4 separate regions of the Homo sapiens genome follow, and regions 1, 2 and 3 are each linked to region 4. Evidence: chromatin loops called from intact Hi-C (ENCODE). Cell type or tissue: IMR-90. All regions are shown on one strand. Region 1 has its middle 150 kb from the start of NRXN3. Region 2 overlaps NRXN3 (neurexin 3). Region 3 overlaps NRXN3 (neurexin 3). Region 4 overlaps ADCK1 (aarF domain containing kinase 1).

Region 1 (8,000 bases), 160 kb before region 4:
CTTGGTTACGAAGGCTGAGAAGTCCCAAGATCTGTATCGGCAAGCTGGAGACCCAGGAGAGCTGATAAGGTAGTTCTAGCACAAATCCAAAGGCCCAGGAACGAGGAGAGCCAACAGTGGAAGTTTTAGTCCAAGCCCAAAGGCCTGAGAACTAGCAGAGATAATTGTGTAAGTTCCAATCTAAATCTGAGCCCAAGTCCAAATGCAGGAGAAAACCCATGCCCCAGCTCCAAGACAGAGAGCAGATCCTCTCTTCCTCAGCCTTTCATTCTGTTCATCCCTTCAATGGATTGGAGGATGCCTACCCACATTGGAGAGGGCCATCTGCTTTATTCAGTTTACCAATTCAGAGGTTCATCTCCTCCAGAAACGCCTTCACAGAGGGACTCATCCAGAATAATGTCTAACCAAACATCTGAATATTCCATGGCCCAGTCAAGCTGACACATAAGATTTATCATCACAGGGGTCTGTGTTACTAAATCAACTCCTAACAAAAATTGTCCATTAACTTAAACCATTAGCTATTTATTCCTGTGTGCATGCCTACCCCCTCCTCCCCCAACACACACACACACACACACACACACACACACACACACACACACACGCACTCACTGTGCCCTAGCTCCCAGTAGACACTCGAGAATGAACTGAAGAATTTGTTGTTTGATGAGATCAATGGCACAGTCACTAGCATCAATGCTTCCTGCTCTCTGGGGTACCAGCTCCCAAGTGTGCAAGATTAATCTTTCCCACAGGGTTCTGATGCCCCTGAGGGTACCTGCTGGCAGTATGTCATGTGATATGCAAAGTACCTCTTTCCTAGAGACCATTTTGCTCCAAAATGTGATGAAAATAGTTTTGAATTCTTCATCTCTTAAAAGGGTTTTTTTTCTTTAATATGCACAAGACAAAAGCCACAGAATTCTACTTTCTAGTGTCAGCCAATCTTGTACTTTCCATGAACACCAGGAAAGCAGGAAGCATTTATGTGTAAGGAATGATTGAAAGCATTGTTCTTTTTATGTTATCAGTGAAGCCTCAGCAGTATCCCGGTGAACTGGGTCTATTGCTTTAGGGAGAGGAGATTAAGCCAGCCTTAGCCTAAGCATGCTCTGTTGATGGATGTTACATGGGAAAAGAAAGGAAAGGTTTCGTGGTCAAATGAGTTTGGGAAAAGCCTAATTAGAAACTATAAACAAGTTTCTTTGCTGTGGGATTTCTCAGAGCTTTCAATGTGGTGATGTGCATTATGAATCTCAAACAGAAGACCTAGTTTGCAGAGCTGCCCATAGAACAGCTTCTCGTGCACAATTTCATAGTGAAGCATTTCCAAGGAACTCCCTTGTGAATTATGTGATGTGACTGTTCTCACTGTCAGTCATGTCTGTAGAGGGGCAGGAACATATTTTCAGTCTATTAAATTCTAAGAAGTAAATTGCCTGCCCACTCCTGGTATTTTGCCCTTCCCCTTTCTTACTCTCCCCTTCCCATCATGGTGGTTAGTTTTATGTATCAACTTACACAGGTAGGAGTACTCGGTTATCCAATCAAACACTAATCTAAATATTGCTGTGAAGGTATTTTGTAGATATATAATAGTTAACACCTCTGATCAGGCTAAATATCGCTGTGAAGGTATTTTGTAGATATATAATAGTTAACACCTCTGATCAGGCAACTTTAAGTAAAGAAGATTGGCCTTGATTACATGGGTGAGCTTCATCTAATCTGTTGAAAGTCCTGACAGCAAAACTGAAGTGTCCTCAAGGAAGAAGAAATTCCACCTATAGCCTGCAGCACAGCTTCCACCTGAGAGTCTTCCAGCCTGCCCACCTGCCCTACATGATTTGGGATTGTTCAGTCAGAACCTATTAATACAATTATGTAAGCCAATTCCTTGGAAACAGAAAGATATAGAGAAATCAACATGGATATTCGTGTGTGTATGAGCATGTGCGCAAACGCGGAGGCAGGCAGCAGCAGGGAGCAGGGGTGTCACGAGGTTCGTGTATCCTCCTTCCTCTGTTTCTCTAGTAGAACCCTGACTGACCCACCATTGAAACAGATCAGAGGCCAGGCACAGTGGCTCATGCCTGTAATCCCAGCACTTTGGGAGGCCAAGGCAGGCAGATCACCTGAGGTCAGGAGTTCAAGACCAGCCTGGCCAACGTGGTGAAACCCTGTCTCTACTAAAAGTACAAAAATTAGCCGGGTGCGGTGTTGCATGCCTGTAATCCCAGCTACTTGGGAGCCTGAGGCAAGAGAATCACTTGAACCCAGGAGGCGGACATTGCCATGAGCCAAGATTGTGCCACTGTACTCCAGCCCAGGTGACAGAGTGAGACCCTGTCTCAAAAAAAAAAAAAAACAGATCAGCAGGCAGCCTCCTGCTTCCTGCTCAGAACATGGAAAAGTGAGGGACATGGGCCTAACTGGAGAGGCAGTATAGCACAGTGATTAGGACGAGCGACTTGGCAACAGATGGCCTGGGTTTTCATCTCCTCTGCCACTTCTTGTGTGACCTTAGGCAATTTCCTTTTATCTCTCTTTGCTTTAGTTTCCACATCTGTAAAATGAAGCTATTAATAGTACCTACTTCATTATGAGGTTTAATGTTAATCCACAAAGCGCACTTAGGAAAGCACCTAGCACATAGTAAGCTTAATAAAATGTTAGCTATAACTGTTATTTCTTGAAGAGAGTAATCTAGAAGCACCTCTACCCACCCACCCCCACTGCTACCCAGGGCAGGGGAGGCCTCTCTTTCCAGGAGCTGGAGGCAAGGAAACTTTCCCTCTTAAAAAATCTTCTGAGAAAATAGGATTGCGGTGCAGAAGACAGGGGTCTTCTCCCTGGATTACCGAGGGCACCTATGCCCCACCCCTAGGGTTCAGCATGGGCCAGGACACATCCTCTCTCTTCAAGTCTGGTTGATATCAAGTAACATCATTTAACTAGAACTTGATCACTTACAAAAGATCTCCTCCATATGGTCCATTTGGCCCACATCACAGTGGTGTGAAGTGTAATTATTCCCATTTTTCATATGGGGACACTGAGGATCAGAACAGTCACGTGACTTTTCCAACTTCACAGAGCTTGATGCAGATGAGATGAAAAGCAAACCCAATGTTCTTCCCCCAGATCAATGGCCCTCTCATGTGTATGTCTCATTTGGTCTCCCGTGTCTCTTTCTGTCTTTCTCTATGTCTCTCTCTGTCCCTTTTTCTTTTTGATGACTATTTGGCTGTCTTTTTCTCCCACATTTTCTTCTCTAATTTTCATTTCTCTTCCCCCTTTCTTCCTCCTTTTCTTTTCTGAGAGACAGAGTCTCACTCTATCACTGAGGCTGGAGTGCAATGGCACAATCTCAGCTCATTGCAACCTCAGCCTCCTGGGTTCCAGCGATTCTCCCACCTCAGCCCCCGAGTAGCTGGGATTACAGGTTTGTACCACCATGTCCAGCTAATTTTTATATTTTTTGTAGAGATGAGAATCTCGCCATGTTGCCCAGGCTGGTCTCGAACTCGTGAGCTCAAGTGATCTACCTGCCCTGGCCTCCCAAAGTGTTAGGAATACAAGCATGAGCCACTGCACCCAGCCGTTTTTCTTTCTCTTTTCCCTTTCTCTTTCTTCTTAGTTCAGACCTTGGATTCCCCACAATCCATCTAAAACAAAAGGGGCTTAGGGTAATTAGCAGCCCAAGGCGATTCCAACTCCCATTGCCATTGGCGGGGATTGAGCTGTGTGTGTGGAAATACAGGACAACTTTGTTACTCCAGGAATAAGGGCAGAAGAGCTGCTCCTAATAGGGAGAGAGAGAAGCAAGCACTGCCAAAAGCAGCCCCCTCAGCCATCCTGTCCTCTTTTTTCATTTCCATTCTACCCTCATTATAATCCTGTTACGATTATTCTCCTGGAACCCACGGCTTATCCTAAGGGGAGAGAAACTCAAAGAAATAGAGGTGGTAGCGGCACCTCTAAAGGGAAGAGAGAAGCAAGCCTAACCCTGGGCAGAGAAGTGGCTCTGACAGCTGAAGAAGTGAATTCCCATGCAATTTCCCTCATTACGGGAATTGTGTAACTGTTCAGAAGAAAGAAACACAGTTCACTGCATCTGAGAGCCTCTGAAATGGCTGCCCAAGCTACAGGAAGCGCATCATTTTCCCTCCCCACAGTAATGAAGAGCCACAACCAACTGGGCAGAGAAAGGGCGCCACCTCCTGGCAAGACACGAGTTTAGGACCAACAGTTCATGACCCAAGTCACACCTACTACAGGGCAATTTTGCACAACCTTCACTGCCCTATGCTACTGTCACCCATGGCCCCTTTTAGGCCTTGGAAATTAGCAGACTCAGTTGAGCCATGACAAGATGACCCTGCCTCCACTCGACAATTAAATTCAACAAGATCACTATCCTTGTCGGCACAGCCATGTTTAGTTGGGCAACTGTCTTAACATTGTATTGAATTTGCTGTATTTTTTTTAATAACTGGGAAAAGAAAGAGGAAAGTGAGAAGGTAAAAAGTCTTACAAATTTAGGACAACGGAATCAAAGGTGAATATCATCAGGCTTGTCCAAAGTGTTGAATCATTAGTCTTGACTGGCCACCCAGCTCCTCCAGCCAGCCAGCCAGTCTGTGTTCAACTGTAAAGGCAAAAAGAGAAATTAAAGACATTCTAGGGTGCTAGAAATAGAGCAATAGATGTGGTATCTGAAAGGCAAGATGTAACTAGGGCTTATATAATTTGATGAATACCCTTGATAACATGTAAGTGTATTGTTTGGCTTTCAGACATTCTTTTTGTGTGTGTGTGAAATGGAGTCTCACTCTGTTGCCCAGGCTGGAGTGCAGTGGCATGATCCCGGCTCACTGCAACCTCCACCTACCAGGTTCAAGTGATTCTCCTGCCTCAACCTCCCCAGTAGCTGGGACTACAGGCACCCACCACCATGCCCCGCTAATTTTTGTATTTTTAGTAGAGACAGATTTCAGTATGTTGGCCAAACTGGTCTCCCACTCCTGACCTCAGGTGATCCGCCCACCTCAGCCTCCCAAAGTGCTGGGATTAAAGGCGTGAGCCACCATGCCTGGCCAGCTTTCAGATATTCTGCTTCTATATGTTTTATCTGAAAGTATATTATGACCAAAGCAAAGGTAGCAGTATCTTCCCGGCTTCGAGGTACAGGCCAAGCAGTAAGTGATTAGACTCCGTTTCCCCAGAAATGACACCCTCTGACACCATCAGAAAGGAGCTGGGGACAACATGGTGTGAGAAGACCACATGGGACCAAAGACCTGAATTCAAATCCTAACTCTCCTATTTTAAAGCTCTGACTTTCAGAAAGTGAGAATAAATCTCTCTGGTCTCAGTTTTTTAATCTGTAAAATGGGAATGATAACAATAGCTGCCAAACCTATCTTCCAGAGTTGTATAAGGCTCAAATGAGATCAGGTCAAGGAAATGGGGAAGGAGCCTAATGGCCGAATGTGTCCATGCTGGCAGTGGGCTAAGCATTTTATGTGCACCATCTCCTTTAATCCCATAAGGACTATATTATTACCTGCACCCCACAAATGAGAACATTTGCAGAAGTAAATTTTCCAAAGATCCCACAAGTCATTAGTAGGTAGAATTTAAATTTAAGAGCACCTGACTTTTTATACAATATTTAATAAAATACCATAAAAATGTAAGGGGAGTTTTTATCTAGGAAATTTATATGTGAAATTTCTGGGCCCTTCTTCCCACTTCCCTTGCTCTTTGCCCTAGACCTCAGATTCTCTCTCCGACAAAAGCCCCCAATTCTGGGTCCTGGAAAGTTCCAGTATGAGTTGTCTAGATGTCTCTGTAACCTGAAGTGAAGGGGCCTTCTCATGGGACTGCCTGTCTTCCTAATTTCTCTCTAGAGGCCAAGTGAATCACTTTCCCTTCTAAGGGAATTCCCAACACCAAGGAGCTGAAGAAGCCTGTGGTTTCTGGGAGCAGAGATGTTCTCATAGTTGCCAAAGCCACATCACCTACAGGCTCCATTTAGGATGGACCTTACTGTTCCTATTATGGACCACTATAACCATTCTTCTTACAATGCCCCTGAATGCCCATCCGAGATGGACTCCCAGGATGGATAGACCAGTTGTCAGTCCCAGTGTAGAATTCTATTATGTTCTATTATGCATTCCCATCTGATATGGTTTGACTGTGTCCCCACCAAAATCTCATCTTGAATTCTCATGTGTTGTGGGAGGAACCCCGTGGGAGGTAATTGAATCATGGGGGCAAGTCTTTTCCATGCTGTTCTCATGATAGTGAATAAGTCTCACGAGATCTGATAGTTTGGAAAAAAGGAGTTTCCCTGCACAAGCTCTCCCTTTCTTTGCCTGCTGCCATCCAGGTAAGACATGACTTGCTCCTCCTTGCCTTCTGCCATGATTGTGAGGTTTCCAGCCACATGGAACTATAAGTCCAATTAAATCTCTTTCTTTTGTAAATTTCCCATTTTCGGGTGTGTCTTTATCAGCAGCGTGAAAATGGACTAATACTTCACCAATCTCTCAGAGCCCCTGAATTCCATGCCAGGAAAACAACTGCCTTCTCCATCTCCACCTGCTAGTCCCAAGGTATCTCAAACTCAAACCCTCTAAACAACCAAAGTGTCTCAGTCAATAGCATGACCTTTCACACAGGCACCAAAGCAAATTCCACAGTGTCTGACACATAGTAGGGATTCAATAAACACTTGTTAAGTTCATTCATTGAACAAAAACATTGATTGAAGGTCATCAGTGTGTCAGACATTCTTCTTGGAGCTGGGGATACTGTGGTAAACAAGTTAGATGAAGGATGAGAAGGAGACGAGAGATAAGTATGTAATATAACTTTGTGTAGTTTAAGTACAAAAAGAAAGTTACGCAGAATAAGGAGGTAGAGGGAGATGAGTGTGAAGTGGAGGGAGGGGTCTGTTTTAGATAGAGCAGTCAAGATAGGACCCTCTGAGGAGTGACGTTTGAGCAGAGACCAAGTTGGAGGAGGATATGAGATATTCAGATATTCAGAAGGAAAATATTCCAGGGGATGGCAAGTATGAAGGCCCTGAGACAGGACCAACTTGGAAGTTTGAGTACAAACAAGAAGGCCAAGATAGCCAGAGCAGAATGCACCAGGAGACAGACAGTAGGAGATGAGGTTGGAAAGATAGGCCAAGTAGGGTCCTGCGGGGCCCAAAGACCTGGGAAAGGACTAAGACTGGAAGTCTTTGAAGGCTTTGATCAGGGAGTGAAATGATCTGACTTACATTTTAGAAGATAATTATATCTTGTGACTAATGTATATTCTTATATAACACATATTTTCATGACTTGCATATATTCATATATTATAGATATTAATATATGTATAACTTACATATATTCCACTGTACATATCAAATATTACTTAATTTGGAATTTAAAATCTAAGTTTTAGCTCAAAATATTCAGAATGGAATACTAATTAGCCATGAGGCACACTTCTATTGTCAGTCTTCATATGACAGGGAAAATAATTTAAATATAAGTAGGCGCTAACTAGCTATAGTATATTCTGAATAAAGAATAGGGTCTGGATCTAGAATAATAGTCTGAAAACAGTTATGGTTCCTTGCAAGCCCATAAAAGGCCAATAATTTATTTCATAATCTTTGAATTCATTTCTTTTTTGCAAGATTGTTGACGAGTTCAAAAGAAAATATTACAATGTATTTTAAATGCCTTGAGAAATACTTTTTATGCTATTTTTTGAGCTGTGGTAAAAATATACATAACAAAATCTGCTATTTTAACTATTTTTAAGTGTGCAGTTCAATGGCATTAAGCCGTTTCACAGTGTTGTGCAACCACCACCATCACCCACCTGCAGACCTTTTTTTTTTGTCATGCAAAACTGAAACTCTGTAACCTATTAAACAATAACTCCTCATTCTCATTTCACCCCCAATCCTCTTTTAACTT
Region 2 (8,000 bases), 990 kb before region 4:
ACTCTCTACCAGGAAAAACTGACTCATGCAGCCAATACCAGGCTTGCTTCGTCAGGGTATTGGCATATTAACAATGATGGATGTGTAAGCAAAGAGCTGTAAATCTGGATGCAGGGACTCTTGAACATCAACTAGAAGGAAGTGAGATGATCAAGTATTTTTCTCTTGCCAGATATCATTTCATATATTCACTAAAATAGTTCATCATCTGCTCTCTGAGGCAATGAAGTTGCTTAAGTAAAATTACTATGGCTGCCCTATTTATTTCAGTTACACCCAGTTGAAAAAATAATTTAATTTGAAGGAACTGAATATAAATTTATTCTTCCATATCTTTCTATAAAATAAAGGTCTATTAAGGTCTTTATATTTTAAGTGTAACCTAAAAACTCCTATTTTTTTTTCTGATAACCACAATTCTTGCCACATGACAGCCTCAAAGATGCTTTTGCTAGAATAGCTATATGCCAAAATGTTGGATATTTAAAATACAGTTCTGCCTCTGACCTTCTTGTTGACACAAACCCTGTAACATTTTTCTAAGAATCATTCTGAATTCTGATGCTGCTAAGAGTTAACATTTATTTCTCACTTTCGTTGTTTCCTTCCATCTGAGTGACATGCCTGGCCTCCCCAGCTTGATTCAGATTGTGAATTCATCAGATTGGTAGAGTCTGGGAGACGACTAACTCTCCTGGCTGCCAGCCTGCCTGTGGTAAGCACACTTTTTGCTTTGCTCCTTCTTGCTGAAAGTTTTACCGGTACAGGCATCCAAAGAAGAAAAGACCTGTGGTTGAAGGTTGACTGATTCTGAAGTGATGTATTAAAACAAGTCTGCTAATCTATGAGATCTAGGCCACACTCTCTAACACAGCCTTTACGAGTGATGCACTCAGGCAGTGCTGTCCCAAGACTGTTTGCACTGGCTTGCAAGAGCCAAATATATGAACCTCTGCCCAATTTCAAGTTCAGTGACATCCCATTGGCATCTTGAATTTCACCAGGGAGGGAGTATTTATACCGTAAAAATATGTCAACACTATAAATCAGTCTCCTCTCTTCTAAAAGGAAGAAAATTAAACATTTACCAGTATATCACCAAATAGAAGCTATATTTTGATCTCCTTCCCTCTGACTTGTGTATTTTGATAATAAATTCAGTAAAGGGACATTATCTACTGCACTATACCAACCTCCAACAATTACCAAAGAATTTCCTACTTCATATTTCTCCTAACTGTCAGGGAAATAAAAGGTTTTACAAAAGATATCTGTTTAGTCCTGCATAATTCAGCTCAAAAAGAGAATAAATACAGAATCTTAAAATACTGTCAAATTGTAAAGCAAAATAAAACCTACAACCGCTTAAGAACACTTTTGGAAACTGTTCATAAAACTCTTCCCTGAAAGCAGTAAAACAGAAGAATGTTAGTTTTCTTTACTTCCTCTCATTCTTTCCTGTAATATTTCATGTGCCTTTATAATTTTAATGCATGGCTTTCTTTTTCATAAGAGGTTTGTTTACCCCTGAAAAATCCAAAGCTGCAGTTTAAGCAGATTCTACCCAGCGGTGGTGGTATTTCGGTCACATGATCTAAATTATAACATTTTTGCTCCACTTGCAATTCTGATGGTTTCCCTGCTCAGTCTTCTACAAGGCTATAACCAGAAATTTTCATCACTTTGTTTATAAAAAACATACAACATTTTAATTAAAACAGCTGCATGAAAATCACCACTGGTTTTAATAAGAATATTCTAAAGCAACTTTAAAAGTAAAGCTTGACTGAAGTGAATACGTGTAGATACCTTTCTACATTTTACCTTTCTATTTAACCTTTTGTTCAAAGGACACACCAAATGTTAATCCGTATTCAAATGTACTATGGTTAGTTTTAACCCCTGGGCTAACTTGAAATCACTATGGACTCCGTCATGCAGTGTCTTAGAGAGAATACTAACTTGGTAAAGGCCTGAGGTATTATGGTCACTTTGTCACTGAGAGACCATATAACCTTGGGTGAGTTCTGTAATTTTGCTAGGCTTGTTCTCGCATCTGTAAAATTAGTCTATAAGGTTTCTAGGCCCTTCCTGCTCTGGCATTACAGGAGCCTCTCTCTTTCTCTTTCTCTTTCTCTCCCTCTTCCTCTCTCTCTCTCTGTCTCTCTCTCAGGTATTAGTGGCAGCCTACTGCCTCTATCTCAGCTACAGGCACATTAACATAACCTGCCGTGCATTGTTTGAGTTAATTAAAGGGAAGTGATTACATTTTGCCTTTTAAACCTTGCTGAACTCAAGTTCTATATCCCTTCTCCATATGTGGTACATCAAAGAATACAGTGCTCTGGCACAGGGTCTTATTGTTCCTGTTCTCCATGAAATCTTTGCTGTCAACATTTCTTTCCACCCTTTCCTTCGCAAATAATTAGATGGGGTAAATTCCACTTAAAGCTTTGTGTTCCTCAAACTCTCCACCTCCTTTCTCATTCAGGCTGGAATCTTTGTTCTATTTTCTGAAGCCCCTTTGAAGAGCAACATGTTGGCTCTGGGTAACAGTATTACCTCTCCTTTCTTTCCACCCTGCACCCTACCCCCAATTCCACTCCTTCCCTCCACGAGATAGAGAGAAACAGCTTGAGATAGTCATTTCAGTGATAGGTTGCATTAAATAAAATGATAGTATTTTTTTCACATAGAACAGAACATTTTGAACTAAATTTAAACAACATTTTTAGCGTAAGATGTAAACTTATGTCATTATTATCCCCACATCTCAGTTAGCTCTTGTGGGACATCATGGAATTTTTAGAACTACCAGACCTCTAGGTTGGAGGGCCCCTGGGTGTCATCTGGTCCAAATATCCATCTGATTCATAAACTTGCCTTGTAATTCTCCTGCCATTGGTCCTTCAGCTTCTGTTTGTGCACACCAGCAGCTGGAAACTCACCAGTTGAATGATATGCAGCCTGGGGACAACTGAGACTTTCCTTGCACTCAACTTCTACATCCTGGATTTAGATAATGTTTGTGTATCTGAGTCTAAAGATACATTATCTTCTCATCCCAAGTGAACAGATTGGGAAAAATGGTCAAAGAGAAGCTAACTAACTTGCCTGAGGACTCTCAGAAGTGTCAGAACTACGATTTGAATACAGACCCACTCCTTAAGTCCAGAGGCTATACTGTCTCTAGCTTCATAATGAATACCTAAGATGTCCTTGTGATTCAATTGATATTAAACCACTTTAAATATTAATGTGATTTTTTCTTATCTATTTGCCAAGTTTTCTCTGTGCATAATTACTTACCACTGACTCTCAACTCTTGCTTGCTACTGACTTCAAAAACAAACCCACTCCTGCTCCCGTGGCCCCTATATTTCAAACGTTCACTTTCATTTCCTTTATCTGTTCTAATCTTACCCATCCTTCATGGCTTGGGGTAAATTCATCACTTCCAGCAACTCCTCCCAGCTACTCAATTCAGCAACAAAGGGGGTCTCTCTTCTGTAATCTCCTTTTGCCTACAGAAACAAATTGCTGGCTCCCTCTCACTAAATAAATATTCTCGAGATCTGAATCCCACAAAGTAATGACAACTTAAGTTGCTATCAGTGCCCAACTGGGCCTGCTGCAGTTTAAGAAGTGTTGAACAATTTCAGAAGATGAACCTTAATACCTTAAAGACTTTCTTCTATTATTTCATCTGAACATGCTTGGAGTAGCAGATGCATCGATAACTTCATGTACAAGCTGGAATAAATAAAGTATTCTAAAACTCTCCAACTAATTTGACATGTCCTTCTCTAATCTGAAGGCACGGCCTGTAATGGCTCATTGGCTTAGCAGGTGCATTTCTGCATGCCAGCCGCCAGAGGGCTTGCTTTCCTTTCTTTTAACGGTTATCCAGCACCTGACACAGAGCCTTTGGAAAGGTAAATCAGCTTTTGCCAAAGCTTCTTCAGTGACACCCCTTCATCCATGCCACCTGTGTCAGAACATGGAACACTCAAATTATCCCAGTCTCTATATAAGAGAAGAAGATCCCTGAGCATCCTCCATTCTTAAACTCGCTCACTAAACATAGAGAATTCCAGGGGAAAGAAGAAATGGCAGTACTGCGCTGGTGGGTGAAGGGAGGATAAACTAGCAACAGATACCAAAGCCCACATCTGCCCCACCATGTTCAGTGTTATCCCCTCCTATTGCAGTGAGACTGAGCCTTGGGTAACTCTTAGATTCCTTTCCTCCTCAGATTCTAGGCAGATAAGTTCTTAGCCAGAGGCCGGGGGTGGAATTCTATTAATATCCCTTATTCACTGCAATGCCCCAAATATCTTGAGAACCAGATTTCCTTTCCCATGTGAAAAGACAGCCTAACTTAGTTCTTTCCTAAATCCTCTGACAGTTTTACAAGTAGGGTGGCGAGTGACCTTTCTTTCTTTGAAAAAGTGTATATAGATGTGCCTATTCATAGAAATCTGACAGAGCTGACACCTGGTTCTCCAAAACGTAGTTGCACTCTCACCACTTTCCACTGACGTTTATAGAATATGATTATTTTTGATAGTGGGGGATAAAAGGGGAAGGGTAATCGGAATTGTAAAGCACAAGCTTTTATCCAAAATTTTCCCACTGTAAAATGAATCATATATTCAGGAGGGTGAGCAATAACCAAATGAGGTACAGCATCATTCTCTGCTCTTTTCCTGAGAAGAAATGCCTTTGCCTTTCCCTAGGAAGTGGCATACTGGCCCCTCCATGCTCTCACTTCACTCGATTTCCTCCTTCTCCTGGAGATGCTGATGCTTGTGTCCAGACAGCCACACAAAGCTAAGAGTACTTCGAGAAATGACAAAGTGCTTTTTGAACAGTACACAGCCCTGCTCTCTTAAGTGCTGGGGAAAGGCCATCAAATTCTGGGCAAGATGCAATTTGAGTCCATTTTGACATGTTGAAACTTAATGACTTTATTATGCTTCATGGTTTATAATTCAGTCACAAGCCGTGGCAGGTTGGGCACATTTTTTCAGACAGTTAAGAATTAGGAGGACTAAAGGCTGTCACCTTTACCAGATGGTCATTAACCGTAAATGTGTTGTTTAAGCAAGATATACTCTGGGGAGGAGGGGAGGGCTCTCATATGGAGTTTCATTGGCCATAATTCTCTTTATACCTACCTTTCAGGTAGAGGTAAGAGCTGCAGAGACGGAAGGTGTGCTGAAAGAAAAAGATTACCTTACCTATTTTCCAGCTGCCTTGAGCAACAGTGAGGGACCACATGTGCACTGTATGGATTAACTTGTAACATCAGAGACAAGTACCCAAGTATCAACAGCACATAAATTCAAGTCCGCATGCAATAGTCTTCACAACATGCTATGAGCTGGAGACCAAAATGGTGAGAAGAAACTAGGCACAGTGTTTCACTGAGATAAAATTGAAAAAGTAGGGATTAAGCAAAGGTAGAAAATAGAGAGAAGGTGCAGGACGCAGTGGGAAGGCAAACCACAGAGGTCTGAAGTAGCAAGGGAGACTTTGAGAATTAACTAAATTCATCTACCTACTTCTGCTGACCATAAGTGGTTTCATTTTTATTGCAGCATATTCAAGGGACACTGTCTAGGATCTGAGATCACCTCAGAGATGCTAGGAATCTCAACACTTGTGTTCAATGACACACCAGGGAAGCCAGGTTAGGAGACAGGAAAGATAAAGGAATTCATGGAAGGATTGCAACTTTATAACCACCTGTTTATGAGCAAAACCCAATCATAAAAGCAGCTGTAAGCAGAAAACATAGGAACATTATTTTGTCCTTTTGACATACATTATGGTATTTAAATCCCATAACAGCAGCAGAGATTGTAAAGAACTGATTGTAATTGTCATAATTAACCGTATGCAGTTCTCCACTACATTGTATAGCTTTGCAACTGGCAGACCTGATCAGGTATAAAAGAAAACACAGCTTTCAGAATCCCAGGAGACAGAGGAAATGACCCTTTTCCAATTCCTGTCATTCTCAATTACTGTGGGTAGAGGCAAGATAATTCCACAGCCATTTCAAATATGGAAAACATTCACAGAGAGGACACAATTGACATCTAAAATCATGTTAGCTTTGGGTTCTTTTTGCCATTTTGGATGTGATTTGAAAGTGGGAGTGTTGTAAAAGAATGAAAATGATGAGCAGATAGGATGTTTATGAGTACTGAAGCAGATGTTCTTGAAGTCATTTCTTGGAAGATGTGGAATGGCTGTATGAAAGCAAACAGACACATCTTAAGCAAATAAATTTACTTGGAAACTCAGAAGATCTCTAAAGCGTTGGCTGAGTAAAAAGTAAAATCTTTTATACACACACATACACACACACACACACACACACACACACACACCCCAACATACTCATACTGTCCTGAAATATCTTAACATCTTCATTATTTTTCTTTTAATAGCCTAAGGTAACCCAAAAACATATGAAGATATGAAAATAATATTTTTTCTATAGATCAGATAAAAAGAGACATAGGCAGATTATAATGTATCAGCTATAGAAGTGTGAGATCTTACACGCAGAATGAATACTCTCAAGTATATAAGTCCACAGAATATTAGAGTTGGAAGATACCTGGAAAGCAACATTACTCTACCTTTTGCCTACACTAATTGTCACCTACACATCAACTTTACTGTAGTTCATTGAATGAAAAAATAATAGACATTTGAGGTCAACATTCTTTCTATAAGCAGGAAGGAGGAGCAGAAGTCAGTGGGGAGGAAATCATATAAGTAGAAAAAAGAGAGAATTAAACAAGAATATAAATGCAATCATATGAAAAGGAGTAATATCTGAGAATTAAGAATACTAAAAGTAAGAATTTATAGAGGGATATATTAAAAGTTTATGTTTTGCAACATGCCTTAAATTACGTTGTTATTCATATCTATGAGTGTTGGCAACATTTCTTTACTTGTCTCCTAACTCAGAGAGTTATTTCATATAAAAAACTGTAAAATTAACACTATGTAGTAACACAAAAGTTGGCTATCATATTTGAAGTCATATTTTTTGATGAGTGTTTTGACTTGCAGATATAGAAAGTACAGTTCAATTAAGAGACTGGAATAGAAACCCTAAATGACTCAAACAATAATTCTGTAAAATGTGGATGATAAATTCTATACTACTCTTTATATTTTAATTTAGCCAATGAAGATCATTGCAACAGTTTTTTTTTCAGGCCTGTGACATCACAGACATCACTGGTTTGTTACTCAAACTAAAACTCATTATTATTTAAAGAATTTGACATCACATAGTAATATGTTTCAAAATGTGCTAGTGGTTATGAAGCAGTGGAAAGCAGACAGAGGAAATATTATTAAATGAGGCATGGCCAACAAATAATGGTTATCTGAATATAAAACCATTTTGTGGCTATTCTATGTATAATGGTGAACTAAATATAAAATCATTTTGTAGTTACTCAGTATATTAGTCAGGGTTCTCCAGAGGGATTAACCATCACACTCCAGAATATTTTTTCAACCAAATCATCAAACTTTAACAAATTCTTAACTAAGTATAGGCCAGCCTCACACTAGTCTTTAAAGTAGTTTAAAATCTGTTCTATCTATTGAATGCCTGGAACTACAGCAACTAATTATGCTAAGAACTGGGTTAGGTAACTTTACATATATATAAATACATATATTTACCACTTTTATTTCTTATTATAACCCTGTAAATTAGGCGTTATTATTCTCATTTTACAGAGCAGAAACCCTAGTTTTGGAGAGATGCAGTAACTTGCCCAATCATGGAAAGGCAGTCAAAGAACAAGAACTTAAATTCAGGTCTAGTGAGTTGAATGGCAGCCCCTGGAAAAGATGAGTCCCTGTCTTAATCCCCAGAACCTGTGAATCTCCAGAATGGATAAATGTTATCTCATATGGCAAAAGAGTGACTATTACCTTATATGACAAAAGGCATG
Region 3 (8,000 bases), 840 kb before region 4:
CTCTGATCTATGGCCCTATTTGTAAGAGAGTGGCCAAGAAAATATAAAAGGGACATATGGCAAGCTGGAGTAGAAGAAAAGATCCAGGAAACTGACGTTGAAGTAGCAAAATCCTTAGACCATACCTCATTCTGAAAAAAGCCATTCAGTTATCTAGGCATGCAGGCAGGCCAGCCAGAAAAAGAGAGACAGCTGTAAGCCAGTCAGTTTTTCTGCCCTCATGAATCACAGAGCCATGAGTGCAAGCCCAAAAGCCCCGCTGATAATGCGAGTCATTACTACCGGTGCTCAAGTTAAGCGTAGGCTTTAACAAGTATTTATTTGATGGATTCTTTGTGAAAGGAAAATGATCCTATAGGTTTATGCCCAGTTACAGATGTGAACAGTAAGAAGTTAAGCAAGATTTCTGACCCTTTGCCTTATTGAATGCTCCATGCCTGTTCAGAGTGGAGGTCTCAATTTTATTCTTCTCAAGAAGAACTTTCTTAGGACTTTTATTCCACTTAAATGGCTGATCAGGAACAGGCTGCAATGTATTTGTGTATCTTATAGAAAAAATTTCCAGGCCGGGCGCAGTGGCTCACGCCTGTAATCCCAACACTTTGGGAGGCCGAGGCAGGTGGATAACAAGGTCAGGAGTTCAAGACCAGGCTGGCCAAGATGGTGAAACCCCGTCCCTACTAAAAGTACAAAAATTAGCCAGGCATGGTGGTGGATGCCTGTAATCCCAGCTACTCGGGAGGCTGAAGCAGGAGAATCGCTTGAACCCAGGTGGCAGAGATTGTGCCACTGCATTCCAGCCTGGGTGACAGAGTGAGACTCCATCTCAAAAAAAAAGAAAGAAAGAAAGAAAAAGAAAAAGTTTCCAGTCAATCAAGTTTCTAGAGCATTAAGGATACTATAAAGGCTCAGTCTATCACAGTCTATCACAGGCTTGCTCTTTCAAGCTTTATCATTTTCACAGAGTCCACTAAGCTTCTACTAAGTTAACAAATAAGAACTTGACATAGACAGACCCAGGCAGAGACATAAGACATGAACTGGCAAGTAGGGGGTGTAGTTCTCCGAGATAGAACTAGTCAATGGGTAGTTTTAAAAGTTTCTAGCTGCCAGTTAATCTTTTCAGACACAACTGGATAGCAGCTCTCCCATTTCTTAGAGCCATGTTGGCAAATATGTGCCTCTACCCTCCTTTCCCAGCAGATGGCATTCATCATCAATAGACATATTTCTATTCTACTTCCACTCAACCCAGATGAAGCCTCAGAATCCTCTCAAGGTAGTGCTCCAGGAGGTTAACTACCAGTCACTGAGAGCCAGAAATTGAGATGAACCTATTCTCCACTTTTCTTATCCTCTAACGCAAAAGCCAAGTTAATATGAATTGATTAGCTATATTAGAATATTAGAAACAAAATCCCATGTAAATGTACTAAATAACCACTGTATCTTTAGCTCTAGACCATGGAGGATAGACCATGAGACACAATTGCTGCCAACAACATGCACAGAGAAAGTTGAAGGACAATTAAGGGGGGAATATTTTTTCATATCAAAATTGGAGTGAGATATATTTGTCATGTCAATTAATGTACAAGGACCTATGACCATAAACTTGATTGAAACTGTACTTCTGTGCCCTCTGGTTGCTAGGGATGGCACTGTTTCGATCCTCTAAACTAAGCGTCATAAACACATGGGTTGTGTGTTTCTGATGTGATAACCAATGCATTCCCTGTATTTAGCAAAGTGTGTGGCACATAGTAGAAGCTCAATAAATACACACTCTCATTTCCTGCATTTTCTTAGGCACTAAACAAACCTACCCAGAGAATGCCTACATTTCCTTCTGTTTTAGAATATTTGATGAGGGCACCAACTCCAGTAGAGTAAAAGTTACATGTCACAAAGCAGAGGAATTAAGATGAGGTGAATAGGTGGTACCTGATTATGAAAAGCTCTAAAAATATATACATTATGCAATTAGGGGAAAAAGGTAACTATTAGAGTAGAAAGGAAGCCTTAAGCAGTTTGATTAAAAAGATGACGAAATTTAAAACATACCTTGCTGAACCACTAGGAAACTACTGTTATTTTTATTCCGAGGACTAGAAATGACTCTAATCGTCTCACTATTAACATGTCTGGGAATAACATGTCATTCTCTGCTTAAAATTGTTCGATGGTTCTTTATCAACTTCAGAATTAAATGCAAACTTTGAAGCATTATATAAAAACCTCTTCCTGATCTAGTCCTCACTTCATTGTTACCAGCCTTGACAAAAGTTCAGCAGGTCCTCCAATTTATCATTCCAGGGATAAATCTTGCCTGGATTCTCTACCTGGATAACTACTATTCGCCACTTGAAGCACAGTTTAGGCATCACCTCTTTTTAGAAACCTTCTTCAATATTTCTACCCACTCCATTCCCACCCACAGCTGATTTCTTCCTCTCCGCCCCCATGGCTTCATGTTCTAACTGCTATCATTGTATCTATCACATTGTGCTGGAATTGTCTGTTTCTTCCAGTAGACCAGGAGCCTCTCAAGGGGAGAAACCTATGCCTTTTCTCTCTGTATCTCTCAATGCCTGACACAAAGTACGTGCTTACAGGAGGAGGTGGAAAAATGGGAAGAAGAAGAGCAAGGAAAATCACAAGGGCTACTTCCTGATGCCTTTAAGTCTGTGAAGACTATAATGCAGAAAGAAGCCTCTATATCTATTCTGCCTGAAAATAAGTAATGAGATGAAAAGGTAGAAAGCTAAAGTATTACAAATGGTTAAAAGGCATTTCTTGGAACCACTGAATATTTAGTAGAGTTTTCCCCGGCATGTATGCATAGAAAATTTGCTTTTATTTTTAAGGCAATCTATATGGAAAGTTCTGCACCCCAGAGTGGCAGCTATCATTAGTGTATATGTCTCAGCAGAACACTAACAGAAGAAGTAAAAGCTCAATCACAAACTCCAGTAAGATCCTCTAAGAGACTGGCTGACAAAGTTCGGTGCCAACACTACCTCCCACTCTGAGGCACGCTAAGGGGCTACTGGACACCTCTAATATGACAATGTAGCTTTGACTTGTCATAGAAAACACATGAATGTTTTGAGACAGTATCTCAGAGCCTTCATCCTCTCTACCTAGAGTCAAAGAACAAGAACGACTCTCCAACAATGAGGCCTTTGGCCATAACTAGCAGCTTCTGGCTGTTAGCAGCTACTCTGAAAGAAAATAGATGACAATAGGCATGCCAAACAGCTTTTGTAGAAAAAGCTAATCTGAGAGGCTCAAAGACAAAAGAGTCATAGAAAATACTGTAAAAGCATTCAATGAAATAGAACCTTTAAGAAGTCTAGCATAGTTGGTTGGAAACAATAGTAGCACATGAGGCAAGCAGGTATTGTAAGCAATCCAGGTGACAGAAGCAGTTAGTTCAGAACCATGCGTAAGACGGGTTCTATAAAGAGGTGCAGGCTAATGGGTAAGTTCCAGAACTCTGGGGCTAAGAAGATGACTGCGTATAGGGGCAACCTCTTGTAATGTCAAGCCCACTAATTTATACAAAATACACGTGGACCAGTGCTGTACGGCTTCCTGATGGCTCAACAACCGCCAAAGGAGATCTGCCCGTCAGAAGCAATTACAAAGTATTTCTTGCCTGGCCTGTGAAGCACTTCTGCTTCTAGCCTAATGAAGGCTTTAATCAGGTGGCTTTTCAAAGTGCTCCAAAGAGCCCCTCTGCAATCAGCAAAAGAGGTGGGGAAAGTGATAGGAAGAATATGTCAGGTTGGCAGGTAGCTGATAACAGAATGATTTCCAACCTGGTACAGGAGGCAGCAAATAAGAGTTGGGTGCAAACTGACAATAATATAGACAGAAATGCTGGTACTCGAATTAATTTTTTTCCAAAAAAGGTTTCTTTACACTTTGCTAGCTTAAAAGTAGTCATGCAACAAAAGGTCCCCTCCTTTCTTGGGACTCCCTTTCAAGGTGATGGTATATAGGCCCTAATACTTTTACCTATGAGTTTGCATTACCTTTAGTAAATCTGCAGAGACCTAGATCACCACTAGATGTCCCTTATGCCATGCAAAATCAACCTGAAATGAATTTCACTACCAGTTACACAAATCACATTTAAAGATAGATTTTCTAAGCCTTTGATCTTGGGTGCCAACTGTAATTCCTATGATGACTCACTCCGTTGCCTTATTTATATTGTGTCCACTTTGGTAGTATTTCAATAGTCTTTTATTATAACATATAAAATTATAGGCAGAGAATAGGAAACTGATGAATTAAATTTCTTTTATATTTATATAAAAGAAGAGGTAGAAATAATAGAGAAATAGGTAGAAAGAAATATTGGAGAAAAGGGACATAGGATGTCTAAAGAGGTCCCAAATTCATTATCACTTCTAGGAATCAAATAAGTTTTCATATAAAACCACAAGCTCAGACTAAATTCAGATTCTCCATACGCTGGGATTTTGTATTCTGAGATTAAATAAAACTAGGTGTGATAAATAATTTTAATTTCACATCTCAAACGTGATCTATCACGAATGGTTGTCTATGACACTAAGTAAGGAAGACTGTTGTACTGTGATCAACGAGCAATGTCTGCTACGGGTGTGGGAACTGGGAACAGTGGCTCCCATGACATGCCTTTGCAGAACTTGGGTTAATCCCCTAACCCTAAGGGTCCCAGACTTGGGATGAATGTGGGTGATGGTGACAGTGGTGGTGATGGCAGTAGTAGAAACAGTGATAGCTAATATTAACAGAGAGCTTCCTATGGGTTGGTCATTGTTCTTAGTGTTTCACATGTAAAGACTATTTAATCCAAATGTGAAATATATTCAAACCAAGATGTGACAATACCTTTGAGAATAAAAGAAGGAGGCACTATTAATAATTCACCTGGACAGGAGATATTACCCAGAACTTTCCAAGGTGACCTGGAATAGATGGCCACCCTATTTGATCCTCACAATCTGAGGCACAAGAAGCAGCATAAAATATAGTTAACAGCAAATATGCTGAGTTGAAGTATATTCTGAGTTGAAGCATATACTCTGAGTTGAAATTCTTGTTCTGCGACTTGTTACTGTGTGATCTAGACAGGTTACTTAATCTCTCTGTACCTCAGTTTTCCCATCTTTGAAGTAGGATAACAATAGTACATTTACCTCATAGGGTTGATGTGAGAATAAGAAGGTTAAATACATGTAACATGCTTAGAATATCTCCTGGCACCTTGCATATATTGGTTACTATTATCCTCATTTTACAATTGAGAAAACTGGGAATCTGAGATTTTATTATCTACCTAAGCTCACACAGCTATTAAGTAGTGGAGCCAGCATGGAAATAGAGATAAGTCTGGCTTCAGAGCCTATAGGCTTAGCAACTATTACTATCCTCTCTCTACAACAGAAGAGAAACTAAGATTCTTCAAGATCACACTTTTAAGATTCTTTGATCACACTTCTTCAGCTAGCTGGATTATAAAAGAAGTTACTAGAAAAATTGATCTCTCCTGCCTGTGGCTTAAGATAGCAGATTACACTCAAGTAGGCATGGATGAAGCATGTTTAGGAGCACCTGCCAAAGCCTTGAGGAAGACTCCTCCAAGGTCCATATCCCCCTTAGATTATATGAAAGAGGTGGAAAAGACATGAAGAAGTCAAGAAACATCTGCATCCCAATTTTAGGTACTGAAGTTCCCTAATTCAAACATTGGTGAAGTCCCTGCTCTAACCTTGCATGGGGTTGCCCACTCGAGCTCATAGTGTCCACTGATACTCAGTAATCTCCCAGTGACAACTTAGACCCATTTTTATTCTCTTGATAAGACAGATGGCAAGAGCTACTGCTGGACACAGAAGAGTGAGTGCCAAGCCAACTGTGCACACTTTATCCTACAGAGATGGACCACAATCTACCCACAACAGCCAGACAGTGGAAACTGATTGTCACTGATTCCTTGTCCAGAACTCAGACCAGCTCTTCCAGTTACTTATCAGCTCCTCAATAAGTATTAATTAATGGCTTATTTTCCTAATGGGAGTTGGGAATGTTGCCATATACATCTGTTCAGTGGCATTAGGCTGACCTAAATTAGACCTTTCCTGACAGCAGCCCCAGGCTTTTTTTCAACGGACCATCAGTTTGGAAGTCATTTACTCCTGAAATATGTCTGTAAGCAAACAATGTTCTTAGAAGATCAAGCACTTTGAATCTACAAAAAGAGAAAGGTATCTCTGTAGTAGGCTGAATAATGTTCCCCAAAGATATATCCTAATCCATGGAAACTGTAAATATTATTTTATTTGGAAAGGAGTCTTTACAGATGTGATTAAGTTAGGGATCTTGAGGTGAGACTATCCTGTATTCTCCAGGTGGACCCTAAATGCAAGCACTTGAATCCTTATAAGATGAAGGCAAAGGAAGATCACACATACAGACAGAGAGATGATGTGAATATGGAGATAGAGATTAAGGGCCACAAGCCAAGGAATATGGGCAGCTATCAGAAATGGGAAGAGTCAAGCAACAGATTCTCTCCTTGACATTTAAGAGGACATGCAGCCCTGTTAACACCTTTATTTTAGCCCAGTGAAACTGACTTATGACCTCCAGAATTATGAGAAAATAAAATTACTATTTTTAAGCTACCAAATTTGTGATAATTTGTTACAGCAACCACAGGAAATTAATACACCCTCCCACTGCTGCTCATTCCTCAGCTCCTGATAGACTTTGACTTGCAATAAAAAACACCAGAACAAGGCTTGCATCCTTTGAGGCTTGCTATACATGGACTGGTCAGGTTTATGGAGAAAGAACCAAATAAGAATAGAAAATTGTCTAGGAGTATCAATACTAGTAATCCACTCCTAGGATGCATCCAGTCTCCAGCATTTAAATTTCCAACTAAACTTAGTTTCCAGGTTTTTGACCCCAAGCTTCATCGAGTACATGCTTATGTAGTACAGAGAAGCTGCCTGACTCTCTCATAAGGCACCATAACTTAAGTTCAACTCCAAGCAAAAATTAAACATGTGCATTAGAGTATGAAGTATTTGTAATTCGTTGTGCTGGAGGCTATCTAATTCTTATGACACAATCTTTTTGCTGAAAAACTTAGAATGATCTGGGGAAGATAGACATGTATATCATTATTCAGACACTACTTATTGATCAACTATTATATACAAAGGACCATGCTAGGAAACGTGGAGCCTACAAGCAGAAAAGAGTCATTGGCCCTTCCCTAAAATAACTTACTCTATTAAAAGAAACAGACATACACACATTTATTCAGTTTTTCACACACTCATATATTTATTGAGTGTCATGCTCTATGGAAATACAAAGATTAAAAAATACTGCAAGTAAGCCTTCTTTTAGAAGAGGAGACAGTCAGAAAATCAAAATGAGCAATTTGCATGATAAAGGTTTCTAAAAAGATATTTCCAAACTACCATGAAATCAGGGATGAGCTCTTAATTCAAGCTGTGGGCAGAGGGAAGGGGCAATCAGAAATGCCTTTGAAAGGATGGAGTACTAAGGTGAGACCTGATAAATGAGTGGCATTAGCCAGGTTTTGAAATAGGAAGGTAAAAGAAATAGCACGGATGGCAAGAAATGAGAGTGAGAAATCTTGGCATATGTGTAGTCTCAAGAGCAATCAATATAGTTGAATTGCACAGTATAGTGGGAGTGACAGTTGAGTTGAGGCTGAAAAATGCCCCAGAAGACCTCCTGCATCCAGCTGATGTAGAAGTTTTAACTTGATCCTAAAGGCACTAGGAAATCGCTCTGGTTCAGAAGAGTGACGAGGTCAGGTTGGTATTATATAAAAGATTAATCTGGTGGTCACATAGGGAATGAACTAAAAGAAAGCAAGAGAACACACACACACACACACACACACACACACACACACACACACACACACACACACACGAAAATCAACTTGAAAAGCTATT
Region 4 (8,000 bases):
GCTGACCAGATAGAGTGCTGGGTACTGATCAGGAAGAGGAAGAGAAAGGAGGATTATTCTAGCAAAACAGTACAGTCATGTGCCGCATAACAACATTTCGGTCAACAACGGACCACATATACAAAAGCGATCCATTATATTAATAATACCATATTTTTACTGAACCTTTTCTATGTTTAGACAGATAAATACGCACCATTGTGTTACAATTGCCTAGATTCAAGCCTCCCTCAGTCTCATATTCTGAAAAGAACAGGCTATACCATATACCCAAAGTATATTGTAGGCTGTCCCATCTAGGTTTGTGTAAGTACTCTATGATGTTCACACAGCAACAAAATCACCTAATGATGCATTTCTCAGAACATATCACCATCATTAAGCAACATATGACTGAATATGGGACAGAGAGCTGTACCAGTTATCAGAAAGCCCAGGTAAAGATGGAACTCTGCCATTTACGAGTCTCTCAGAACCCCAGTACCTGCTCATAAAAAGCACACAGCACAATACACAGAAAGAATTATTAACGTTTACTGCCCCTTGCCCTGCAGCAAGCTTGCACTAGATGCTCCACAATCATTAACTCAATCCATCCCCACAACAAGCCTAGGTGGCAGGTAGTGTTATGATTCCAATTTTAGAGATCGGGAAATGGAGGGACAGGACAGAGAGGTTAAGTAACATGCCCAAGGCCACAAAGCCAATATACCAACAGGCAGTTTGGCTCCTGTCTACCGCCAAGGCTCGCTATGAAGCTCCAGGCCGTGTGAAAGCAGACCGAGGGTACACATGTGAAATCCTGGCTGAGGGCCACATAGGGAATCATGATGGTTAATTTTACATGTCAACCTGGCTGGGCCACAGCACCCAGATACTGGGCCAAGCATTACTCTGGATGCTTCTGTGAGGGGTTTTGTTTTTGTTTTTGTTTTGATACGGGGTGTCACTCTGTCACCCAGGCTGGAGTGCAGTGGAGTGATCTTGCCTCACTGCAACCTCCACCTCCCGGGTTCAAGGGATTCTCCTGCCTCACCCTCCTGAGTAGCTGGGATTACAGGTGTGCACCACCACACTTGGCTAAATTTTGTATTTTTTTTAGTAGAGACGGAGGTTTCACCATGTTGCCCAGGCTGGTCTCGAACTCCTAACCTCAGGTGATCTGCCTGCCTCAGCCTCCCAAAGTGCTGGGATTACAGGCATAAGCCATCGCACTCAGCTGTGTGAGGGTATTTTTAGGTGACATTTACAGTTTGTTTGTTTGTTTTTTTAATTCAATTTTTTTAACTTTTTTTTTTAACAGAGATGGGGTCTCCCTATATTGCCCAGGTTTGTCTCGAACTCCTGTGCACAAGCAATCCTCCCATCTCAGCCTCCCAAAGTGCTGGGATTACAGGCATGAGCCACTGTGCCCAGCCAAGATTTACAGTTATATTAGTGGACTTTGAATAAAACAGATTACTCTCCATAGCATGAGTGGGCCTCATGCAATCAGATAAGGGTCTGAACAGAACATAGACTGACCTTCCCCAAGCAAGAAGGAATTCTGCCAGCAGGTAACCTTCAAACAGCCTTCAGACTTGAACTGCACCATCGGTTCTTCCTGGGTCTCCAGCCTGCTGGGCCACTCTGCAGATTTTGGACTTCCCAGCCTCTATAACCCACATCAGCCAATTCCTTAACATCAATCAGTCTCTCTCTCTCTCTCTAGCTCTAAATACACACACACAAGCAAACATGCATGCACAAACACACATACACACACACACACACACACACACATTCATATCCTATTGGTTCTGTTTCTCTAGAGAGCCCTGAGTTACACAGGAATGAAATCCAGCCCAGCTCTGGCCAACCTGCCATAGCCTGGAGGAAGAGATGCAAAAAGAGGGCACCTTTTACCCCCTCCCATCAAGTTCTCCATGGGACAACAGAGGTGCTGTGTGCCCCTCGCCCAGGCAGGCCTTCTCCTGCCTCATCTCTCCACTTCTGCCTTGTTCATGCTGGTCCTTGCGCCTACAGTGCCTGCTCTCTGCCTCTACCACCAACAAGTTGGATAAACAGTTTATATTCTTGGAGGAAAGGCTTCTTTATCTCTTTTCTGAACATTTGCTTAAACCTTGAGCAAACAAGACAAGCTGCCCTCCCACTGCACCCACAGGCTCTTACAAAACAACTGGATATGAATTATTCTACCCGTTGCACAACGGTACCCCTGCACCTTCTCTCTCCTTCATTCTCATTGAAACTCCAGTCAGATGGTGCATCAAGAACACAGAGCACCTGCAGCATACGCTTGTCCCTACGTACTATGGGGAGCTGTAAAATAAGTTCCCCTGGGAGGAAAGACCAGGGGGTGAAAAACTGATAAAAACAAATTTCAGAGTACAAAAGCCAAACCACACCACCCAGACACCAATATAAGCATTGCCCCTAACAGAGGTATTTCTGTGCTCCATGCCAGCAGCTGGCCTCATTTCCTTCAGTTTCTCATGGGATTTCAGAGGTGGACAGAACCTTATCTGATATAACTATATTCTAGGACAGAACTGGACCATTTCTTTTTTTTTTTCTTTTTGAGACAGAGTCTCACTCTCTTGACCAGGCTGGAGTCCAATAGCCTGATCTCAGCTCACTGCAACCTCCGCCTCCTGGGTTCAAGTGATTCTCCTGCCACAGCCTTCCAAGTAGCTTGGATGACAAGCGCCCACCACCACACCCAGCTAATTTTTCTATTTTTAGTAGAGACAGGGTTTCCCCATGTTGGCCAGGCTGGTCTCGAACTCTTGACCTCAAGTGATCCACCCACCTCAGCCTCCCAAAGTGCTGGGATTACAGGCATGAGCCACCACGCACGGCTTGGACCATTTCTTGAAATAGGCTGTAACAAGATCTGACTTGTCTGTATGTCATGGGGGCAGGTATAGATGTGTGTGTGTGTGTGTGCGTGTGTGTATGTGTGTGCATGACCAAAGATAACAGCATAGTGTGGCTGACAATTCAAAGATCATCCCTTAATTTCCACGATAACTCTATCCCCAAGCTTCCCACCCACTTCAAACCTCCCCATCTATATCTTCCTCCACTTTTCAAAGATGACCTCATCTCCCACATTACTAAATATTCAGCCTATTAGGCAAATTCCTTCAACCACCCGACCACATGCCCCACCCCACTCCGTATATCTCAGTCTCTTCGTCCTTCTTTTGATCAGGTCCCTCCCCAAGTCCTCCTCTCCCTCAGACTCACATTCTGAAAAGAACATTCTAGGCCCTTCATAATGTGACCTCAGCCCCAATCCTACAACCTCTGCTCCACTATTCACCGGCTGAACGCCACATTGTAATCAACAAGACCTCACTGTTCACCTCCATGCTTTATGCTTTCCTGTCCCTGCACCTCTGCTGAACCCAGCTTATTAATCAGTAATCACTTCCTCCAACATCCACCTCCTCCAATTCCATCCATCTCTAAGGGGCTGGGTCAGAGGCCACCTGCTTCAGAAAGCCTCCATCTGCCCAAGGCAACCTCTCTCTCCTCTGCAAGCTCGTTGGGCACTATGTGGCCATGTATTACCATGATGAGTGAACCTCCCATGACCCTGGACTGTGAGGACTGGAATGAGGTCGTACCCATCCCTGGCTACACCCAAATGTCCGGCACTGTCCTTTTTCACTAAATGCCAACCGCGTAGACCAGCAGGAGAGAGAAGGAATGAAGGAAAAGGTGCTGAAGCACAGAATCACTGGCCATCAGAGACTGCGGAGCATCAGAGAACTCCTAACTCCAATACCACGTCCTCCAACATGGAGTCAAGGGCTGAGGCACCCAGGGTGGTCAACAGCCTCGTGGCTGAGGCTATGCATGCCCATTCAGGGTGTAGAGATGTCAGCCTGCGTTCCTTCAACAGCACGAACCATGCCCAAGAGCAGAAAGACCCCCAGTCTCATCCACCTGGTCAGGGATCCCCCCACAAAGAGAAGGGCCAGGTCTTTACAACCATCCCTGACTTGCAAGCTCAGGCGCCATCTGCTGGCCAAGGTCAGCACTGCATCTGGACCCACAGCCCCAAGGGCAGTCAAGGGGACCAAGGCTGGGACCACCCCTGACCCAGTCCAGAACGAGGTCACTTTTGAGGAGGCAGAAACGACCCCACCTCCCAGAGGCTGGGCTCCTGATTGCTTCCTGGAACCTGTCTTTCAGGATATAAGCCTAACAACCAAATAAAGGAAAAAAAGTAAGTTTCTTTCTGGTAATACTAGCTGAGAAACTTCCAAGATACACACAGACACACACACAACTGCTTTTTTTCCTGCCAAACAGAAGCTGTTATGTAGGGGACGAATCACCAGCCTGGGAATTAGAGGACATGAGGTCTCATCCCATTGCTTGTCACCAGCCCTCCCTTAGCAATGTGGCCCCAGCGCACTCCCTGCCTGAGCCAATGCTATGCAAGGAGAGTGCCCCTTCGAGTGCCCTCACCTCTGCACTGATGGTGCCAGCTGATGTGCAGAAATTCTGGCTGATCCAGAAATGCATATGAACCGTGGGGTCCAGAAGTACTGCACCCTCAATCTTACCCCCACACCTATGCTGGGAATGCCCCACAGGGCCGGGCCCCACCTGCCTGCAACAGGGATGGGTCTGAGGACATAGTGACCTCTAACACTGCTGTTGACCATCCAAGCACCTCCCTCACCACACCACCGCTCTCTACAGTCTGAGCTTTAGGAGCACTTATGGAATCTCTGAGCTCAAGGTAACCTCAAAGCCTATCCGAGGACTGGGACCTAGGAAGGTGGTGAGGCATAACTGACAGCCTCTTTTAAGCCAGGGATGAAATGGAGCTTTCTGCAGAAGGTCTTAGGGCTGGCATGGAGCTGAGGATGAGTGGGGCCCACTCAAGCATCCTGGAGGCGAGACTGCTCCCCGAGAAGTGTCATGGGAGGGGCTGGAGGAGGCTGGAAATGCCAAGTGAGTGACATTACCCCGCCCTCACACCCCCACACGCACCCACCCTTCTTCCCACATGGCCCCGCTCCCCTCCCTCCACCCACACACTGGGAAAGTGTGTCACCAGGGAACAAATGCCATCTTCCAAGGGGGAGGAGGAGGAAGAGGGCAGGGAAGACAGAGTGTGTGCCTGTGGGGCCCTGGTAAGAACCCAGAGGGCTCTGAAGAAGCTCCCCAGCTGCGAGGGACACCCCTCAGAACCATGACATGGACAGTAGCCCATTTCCTCAGGGGTCTAAAGAAGCATTGTGGGGGCAGGAGCCACATGGCCACTGTGCTCAGGGCTAATCGGCAGGGGGTGGAGGGGACTGGAGAAGGGGCCCTGAAGATCAGGCGACGTCTTCCAACCCCAAACATTCTTTAGCCAGCTGGGTGGGCCACCATGACTGCTGACACTCCAAACTTCCCTCACTCCACCCTGGCTTGGGGACAGCCACTAACCTGCCCTTGTCCCACCTCCCTCCCCAGCTCTCCAGACAAGTCAGCCTCCAAGGGTTAACCTGCTGCCTCCTGCTCCTTGTTTCCACCCCCAGAGAGCTGCCACACGCCAGCAATGATGCACTTCACACTGTTATTACCGTGATTTATTTAGTTTTAATTTGGGGGTGAATCTCGTGCTGTTAGAAGCTGGGGGCCAAGAGTCTTGGCAAGAGGCAAAGCCATGAGTGGGCCAGCACTATGCCAATTCAGTCCCCTCTGCCTGGGGTCCCTCTCTCCTGACCCTGCTCCTCCCAGCTTGCAGCCTGCTCCCTGACTCCAGCCACAGTTCGGGTTTACCTTTCACTCAATGTCTCTCCCTTTGGAGGACATGTTCCTCAGTGGCAGAGGAGTCAGAGATGTTTCTATGTTCACCTGCTGTATGATCCAACCCCCGCTCCAGGCCAGGATATCACTGAGAAGTGGGACACCTTTGAATGGATGCTGCGTACCTGGGGCCAGCTCCACATTAAGGGACCAATAGTCAGTGCCAGCTCCCTGTAAAAAGGGAACCACTGGTCTTTATCAAACCTCTGCCCTACTCTCCTGGCCCTGCGCCAAGTAGCCTAACAACACTATTTCTAGTTCATCCATTGGCTCTTTAAGCAGACCCAGGGCACCTGCTAGGTACTGTTCCAGAGCTGTAAATACAGAGTAAAAGGACTGTCATGGTCTTCATCCTCAAAGACTATGACTTGCAGGGAAATCCTTAGACACAACTAATCAAGCCACAAGTTGCACAAGTGCAGGGAGCAAAGTTCTGCAGAGCCCAAAGGAGGGATAAGATCGGTCAAGGGAGGGTCACAGAAGACTTCCTAGAAGAGCTGGGGTTTGGACGGGAAACCCAGCACCTAGCACCCTGCCTGGGATTTGCTAGCTGGGTGGACAGATAGGCAGATGGCCTGAAGTCACTTGACAAGTAGAGAATGAAGCAAAGACATCAGGCAGATGGTAGACCACGGCACAAGCACTGAGGACTAAGACAACACAGTGAGTTTGAGACAGGTAGCACAATGGGACCAGAGCGTAGGGAAACAACAACCACAATAGTATAGAACACCATTACTATACAAATAATAGCTAATATTTGTTGAGCACTTGCTCTACATCAGGTACTATACTAAGCACCTTCTATTCATTATCCCGTGTAATCTGCACAGCAACCTTATGTGGTGGGCTATAGATAAGGAAAGTGAGGTGCCAAGATCAATCATTTGTGCAAGGTCCAAGCTCTTGGCTCTAGAGTCTAAACCACAGTGTCACTCTGCCCCACCAACTTACAGACAGGTAGGTTGAAACCAGATGGGATGGGGCTTCAAAGCCCTACTGAGGATAAAGCTTCAATAAGGCCTTAAACCTTCAGTAAGTGACATTTATTATTAGGTTGAACCATATGAATGATATATAGGTTTCAGGTCAATAACAGTCTCATATGAACTATTTCATATGGTTGAACTGGTATGTTTCACTGAGGGCCACTGAGATTCCTTCTAACCTCTTTGATTTCAGCACTGAGAGTGGCTGTGACATTTGGTTTTGTGTCACTGGTGGATCCCCAGCACCCTGGTCGAGGCTGCAAGAATTCAGCCGGGGCCTTTTCTGAAGCATCCCAACCAAGGCCCATCCCCCCTGCAAAGGTGGGTACCTCCTTGCCCAGATCTTCTCGGATGACCTGGCGGATCTCTTGCATGCTGCTCTGTGGAGCCTGGCTGTGCAGTACCTTCAGCGTGCTGGTGTACTCCTCTGGCAACAGGTAGTCCAGAGCCCCCAGGTGCTGGCCCACCTTGATGAAGGTGCCCCGGTTGGCACAGCAGAGCTCACAGAGACGCCTGGCAGAGCGAAGGTGCACCTGCAGGAAGACAGGCCAGGACCAGAGAGGTGTGAGTGCAGACTGTTCCCTACACCTTGTTCCCTTCACCTTCCTGCTCTGCTTGAAAACCCTCATTACCCCACAATGCCCAGGGCAGATGCATGCACACACACGCACACACACACACCTTTTCCCTTGGTGTCCAGCTTCCTGGTACACGGGGCAGTCAACTCCAACCTCATACAGAGGCCGCCCTTCAAACACGGCCCAGTGCTTCCTATCTCCTCCTCTTCATCAAAACTTACCTAGTCTGGGTCCCACTCCCTAGAAATAAGCATTCAAGGCTTTTAACCAAGTCTAACCTACTAATGACTCATTCAAGGGACACAGAGTTAAAGTATTTGCCACCCACCCCTCAGACATACCAATTATGCTTTGTTTGTTTGGATTGCTACGTTTTATAAAACATGGTCATATGTATGGTATCTTTTAATCTTCACAGCACCTCAGGGAAGCAAGTTTTGGTATCTTTAAAGAAGATAAACTCCGTCGTTTTGTTGCTAAGGAAATCACTAGGCCAGGCGCGGTGGCTCACGCTTGTAATCCCAACACTTTGGGAGGCCAAGGCAGGTGGATCATGAGGTCAGGAGTTCAAGACCAGCCTGGCCAAGATGGTGAAACCCCATATCTACTAAAA

What was found. Hi-C counts contacts between places; a loop is a spot of excess contacts. Peaks named below come from ENCODE experiments on the same cell type or tissue, not always from the same donor. Only the 100,000 strongest peaks of a DNase experiment are listed, where the experiment ranks them.
Region 1: a loop joins it to region 4, with 3.0 times the contacts of the local background. A loop is called at or near these places in 8 of 110 quality-filtered maps.
Region 2: it touches region 4 in a loop (8-fold over the local background); 9 of 110 quality-filtered maps call a loop at or near these places.
Region 3: a loop joins it to region 4, with 4 times the contacts of the local background. A loop is called at or near these places in 11 of 110 quality-filtered maps.

The regions. Positions count from the first base shown.
Region 1 is chr14:78,018,403-78,026,402 of GRCh38, reverse strand. No RefSeq gene overlaps it. Among named protein-coding and RNA genes, the nearest start is that of NRXN3, 150 kb to the left of the region's middle. In IMR-90, a CTCF peak has its summit at 4,212 (motif pointing left); no DNase peak of the experiment used is centred here.
Region 2 is chr14:78,844,307-78,852,306 of GRCh38, reverse strand. All of the region lies in intron 10 of NRXN3 (neurexin 3), which reads right to left. Among named protein-coding and RNA genes, the nearest start is that of NRXN3-AS2, 140 kb to the right of the region's middle. In IMR-90, a CTCF peak has its summit at 3,873; no DNase peak of the experiment used is centred here.
Region 3 is chr14:78,693,634-78,701,633 of GRCh38, reverse strand. All of the region lies in intron 6 of NRXN3 (neurexin 3), which reads right to left. Among named protein-coding and RNA genes, the nearest start is that of NRXN3-AS2, 12 kb to the left of the region's middle. In IMR-90, a CTCF peak has its summit at 4,070; no DNase peak of the experiment used is centred here.
Region 4 is chr14:77,858,418-77,866,417 of GRCh38, reverse strand. It overlaps ADCK1 (aarF domain containing kinase 1), which reads right to left. Exons shown (of 11, transcript NM_020421.4): 4 at 7,139-7,342. Among named protein-coding and RNA genes, the nearest start is that of ADCK1, 62 kb to the right of the region's middle. RefSeq lists an enhancer at 3,778-3,977. In IMR-90, a CTCF peak has its summit at 4,032 (motif pointing left); no DNase peak of the experiment used is centred here.